Linked DNA regions of Homo sapiens: region 2 is linked to region 1. Evidence: chromatin loops called from intact Hi-C (ENCODE). Cell type or tissue: Panc1. All regions are shown on one strand.

What was found. Peaks named below come from ENCODE experiments on the same cell type or tissue, not always from the same donor. Only the 100,000 strongest peaks of a DNase experiment are listed, where the experiment ranks them.
Region 2: it touches region 1 in a loop (3-fold over the local background); 3 of 110 quality-filtered maps call a loop at or near these places.

Annotation. Positions count from the first base shown.
Region 1 is chr20:22,333,112-22,335,611 of GRCh38, reverse strand. No RefSeq gene overlaps it. Among named protein-coding and RNA genes, the nearest start is that of LINC01427, 52 kb to the right of the region's middle. RefSeq lists an enhancer at 1,147-1,441. In Panc1, a CTCF peak has its summit at 1,272 (motif pointing left); a DNase peak (open chromatin) is centred at 1,284; H3K27me3 peaks cover 608 bases.
Region 2 is chr20:22,429,079-22,431,578 of GRCh38, reverse strand. No RefSeq gene overlaps it. Among named protein-coding and RNA genes, the nearest start is that of LINC01427, 150 kb to the right of the region's middle. RefSeq lists a cis regulatory region at 689-700 and an enhancer at 623-767. In Panc1, no CTCF peak of the experiment used is centred here; a DNase peak (open chromatin) is centred at 1,338; H3K4me3 peaks cover 851 bases; H3K27ac peaks cover 2,224 bases.

The sequences.
Region 1 (2,500 bases):
TGGACTTTTCTGAGATCTGTTTTCATTTCTGAAAAGTGCACAAGGACCCCAATGAGAGCTCTGTCTTAGCTCTTGGATAACTTCTCAGCACCAGGTGGATGAGAGAAAGGTTTGTTGAGGCTCAATACCAAAAAATTGATGTCTGGAAACAGCTCAGTGATGTCTGCTTACATCACATGGTCATGCTTCAGATATTTCAAAAAGACTGTGCTGTTGGAAGGAGAGCACGTGGTCTTTTTTTTTTTTTTTTTTTTTTTGAGACTGAGTCTCGCTGTATTGCCCAGGTTGGGCTCACTGCAACCTCCATCTCCCGGGTTCAAGGGATTCTCCTGCCTCAGCCTCCAGAGTACCTGGGATTACAGGTGCCCACCACCACGCCCAGCTAATTTTTGTATTTTTAGTAGAGACAGGGTTTCACTATGTTGGCCAGGCTGGTCTCGAACTCCCAACCTCAAGTAATTCGCCTGCCTTGGCCTCCCAAAGTACTGGGATTACATGTGTGAGCCACTGCGCCTGGCCCCACACAGTCTTTTAAAGTAAACTAACTCAAGCCTCTGAAAGATAGCAAAGGAACAGTAAGTATTGGGCCAGATATGAAATTAGTCATTTAATTGTGATAAATTCCTTTAATTTAAATATCATCGCATGTATATTTTATGAGATAAGATGAGATTTGCAAGTGAAAGTCTATAAAAATGGTAAAGAGCTAAGAAGAATTAAGGTCATGAAGGTTTCTAAATGTTTTCCAGGCCACCGACGACATGAATAGTTTACTTATAACCATTGACATGGTACTTCTGGTGAAATTAGGACCACTCAGAGTGTTCTCTTATTTCAGATCAGGCATCACTTGGTTTAGATATTGGACTCCTGACAGCCCTAGTGTGGCATGAAATGCCTGGTGACCGATGCACTCTAACAGTGTGCTTCTTCCAGAGGAAGCAAGGTGGTGGTCCCCTGGCCCCCAGCTGATTCTCCAGGGCAGGCAGGGGACTGACTTCAAGCCGGTCCTCTGAATTCCCCAACCTGAATGGAAATAACATTTAAATCTAACTCCTAGACTGGCTTTTCTGGCTAGAAGAATCTCACCTGAAAATCTCTTTTATCTCAATAACAAAATATCAGATCACGTTTATTATTGTATTTACAGAAATTACAGATTTGGGCAGACATTTATTATATTTGGTGTAAGCTGGCAATTGAGAGGCTGTGGGTTGGTTTTGAAGTGGGCTCTAACACAGATGTTGTTCTATGGAGCCCCCACGTGGACACGCATAGGTATAACCGCTCTGCAGCGCACCCTCATCTTAAGGAAAAAGGTCCCGTCTGTGTCTGAGGGTGTCTCCTGAGCCATCAGGAGAAACATGCACTGTGCTGTGATGGAAAGGATTGCCATTCTTAAAAGCCAGACCTCACGGAATCAGAGTTAACACTGACGGGTGAAAAAAAATGGGCTGAACCTAGGTGAAATTGGCATTTTCAGCCACACATTCGTGTAGGATTGAATATGCTCTTCTGCAGCCGATTCCTCGCACAGTCCGACATTCCCCACTGGCCGCGTTCTGACTGGCGCACCTGCGTTCTCACCGTGACCAACCTGTTTGCATCGTGGAGTAGATGATCTGTTCCTTGAGCAGACCTTTTCCTAGAACGTAGCAATCTCTCTAGAGTTGAAAATAAGTTCTGCACATGCTCACTTCATCCAGTGCACATTTGATCTTCTGAACAACAGCATTAAACAGCTTTTGCTGTTTTGTAAGATTTTTGGAAGATAATTCAATACTCTAAATCAATCAGGTGTTGGCAAAATACAGAGAGTAAATATTTTCGGCTGGTAGGTCAAGAGGGAAAATTCCAGAATATTATCTAGGTACTTATATAACCATTTCAAATGTAACCATTCAAAAGCACCATTTGAGTTTCCAGGCCATCAGGAAAGAGGTGGCTGGCTTGATCTGGCCTGTGTGTCCTAGTTTTCTGATTTGTGACCTAGAATATGATTTCTTATGCAGGTTAGTGTAAAAGTGTTGTAACTAAATGTTTTTGCAAATATGGCAGCTCTTTTGTTTTCAAAACAGTCCATCCTCACAGTGGGCAAAGACAGTGGTTGTCCTTTACCTCACAAACCAGAGTTTGGCCTCTTGGGCCACGGGAAGGGTTCTTGTATTAGCCTTGCCTATTTCCTGAGCACCTGCTATGCCCTAGTGAAGCCAGATGTCTACGTCCTATCTCTGAAAGATACGACCCTCCAATTGGTAAAGCGAGAGGACTCACCTGAGGAGATGATGAACAAGCAGATGTTAGTCCAGACTGAGCAGAGGCTTGTAGTGGGCTGGTCTATCCACCCAGGATGCCACGACACGGAGGACAGGAATTATATTTGGCTGACTTTGGCCACAAATACTTGCACTCATGTATTCATGCGTTAATACTAACGGAGAATCTACTTTGTGCTCGCACTGTGCCAGGTGCCGGGATAGAGAGGTGAGCAAGGCAGAGA
Region 2 (2,500 bases), 96 kb before region 1:
ATAAATAGATAGATAGATAATCAGATGGATAAATAAACATATAGATCAATGGATTGATAGATAAAATAGAAACATATTAGAAGATTTTTTAAAAATTTTTTATTTATAAGAACAAGACACCCTGAGTTATTCCTGTAAAGTTCAGAATGGGCAGAGAGTATCTCATTCTTAAATAAGAGAAGGGAGCTGAGAAACTTCTGTGCAGTAAAATGACTGTTGGTACTAAGACCTATGGATAATTTTTAAAGCATAGTAAGCTAACAAAAAAGTTATAAGAAACTGTTTGGAGGGATTTAAAATTTCAGGATTTTAGATACAAGAGAAGTATAGCCCCTGCCCCGAATGCTTTTATCAGGGCTTTCCAAGAGGAGCAGGCCAACCAAAGCTCCCTTAAAGCCAGCATCTGCCTCCAAAATCCGCCTGGAGTTTCAGCCAGCCTCTGCCACCAAAAGGAGCCAGGGTGGCGTGCACAGCTCTCATAAAAAGGTGCCAATCTGGGGTTTGGCCCGGACTAAATCCGACTGAGATAGAAAGCAGTGACCCTGTAATTGGACGACTTCCCCTGTGTCCAGACCACCATAGAGACTGCTGGGCTGCACAAGCTTCCCGGATCGCAGTTCACCAGGGGTCACCTTCATGCTGTGAGAACAAAGTCCGACTGAGCCCAGGGCCCCAGCTGCATGGTTCTGCTGTGTAAACACAGCGCAGACAACAGGACGACCAAATGTTAGGGTCCCTGTGTGATCCATTGTTGGATTATAGACATGGCCATAGACTCCGTTTCCAACTGCCCCTACTTCTCTCTTGTCTTTCTGTCTCCTCTTCTACCTCATTTGTTGGCTTCTAAACATCCTCTAACAGGACAAATCTTTGGCTGTTTTGCCTTTTTTGTTTTCCAAGCCAGGGTTCCCACTGCACCCCAAACAAGCCCAGTACTTTTAACAGGCACGGCCTCAGCAGAGGTGGCCCCACTGAGGCCTGCATGGTCACACGATGAATATTTTCTCATTTGTCCCCATGAACAAAACTTGCTTAAAATCAGGTGTGGGAGGAGGAGGTTAGGAAAAGGGCTGCCTCTCCTCTTCCTTTTAATCAACCAACTCATCTTTAACTGCCGCCATTCCCGTCCTCTCTGCCAGGCCCCGGCTAATAGAAACTCGGAATGCAGGTTCATACCCCTGCTCTTAGGTGTTCGAGGATGCACTCTGGGAAGCGCCGCTGCATCCATCACTGTCGGTGGCTACTTGAGAAACGCCGTGATGGACTGGCCCGGCAAAGCCCCTCCCCACTGCCCGCAGGCTGCAATTCAATTAGTCATGGTCAGAGGGAGGCATTATTATTCATACACCAACGATTGTTCCCAAAGTAAACAGAGCTGGGATGAGGTCTCTGATCCTCCCAGTGCCTTTAGCTGGGACACAAAAGAAAAAAAACTCCAGAGACACTGGGGTGGGACATTTGATCTGAATTCTGATCTCCTTTGCAAGCTTCCCCATCAAATCTTGTTGATTTCTTTCTTTGCTTCTTTCTTTTTTCACAGTCTTCACAGATAAGTGCCCTGTGTGTGCATACGCAAACCCAGCAGGGCCATTTTATTCCTTTATTGCCAACAATGCCAGAAAGTCTCTTCCACCCAGGACACCCCCCACCACTTTATAATAGGGACATGGATCCCTTAACTGGAGTGAATGATCCTGTTAGAATATAACAGACCAATAACTTCCTAATTCACAATAAATAATCCCTGTAAAAATAAAGGATGACATTTGTATTTTGTAAAGTGCTAACCAAATTGCCCGTGGCCTGGCCAGCCCCCATCTGTTTATCAGTTTTGCTGAGTACAAGTGAACCCAAGATAAATGCCAGTTTTCCTTGGATAAATTTTACAGCCAAGCAGAAACTGCCAAAGCACACAGGAGAGGTAAAAGCAGAGCTGTGTTCTCATTGACAGAAAAGTCAATTTTGCAGGATGGACTTAGGCAAGAGCCTGTGACCCCCGCCCCAACTCAAGTTTGTATGTTTATAATAGGGCTGTTTTCTCTGGGAGGGAATGAGCCAACTCCGGGAGCTGAAAGTTCAATGGAGCAGGCTGGCTGGGGCTTCCCAGCTGCAGGGGGAAGAAACAGCCCTGCCTGCTCACTCTGTTTTGCAGGAGTGAGCGTCATGCACCCTGGCCCAGACAGGGTGATAAACTTGGGGTGTCTGGATAACCCACATGCTCATTTTCACTTTCGCTGCATCTGACCCTCTGAGGATCACTGCACTGGGACACTTGACCAAGCCATGCGTTTAGACACAACACCTTAGCACCTCATTCTGCTCCGGAGAGCCTCAGAGCGTCCAGCTGATATGACGGAAACCCCTTGTGCAGAGTCACCTAGAGCCTTTAAGAAACATGAATTCTCAGGCCTGACCCCAGACCACTGAACCAGAATCTCTGGGGGCCAGGGCCTTGTCATTTGTGATTCACAACAAATCACTATGGGAGGCTGTCCAGACC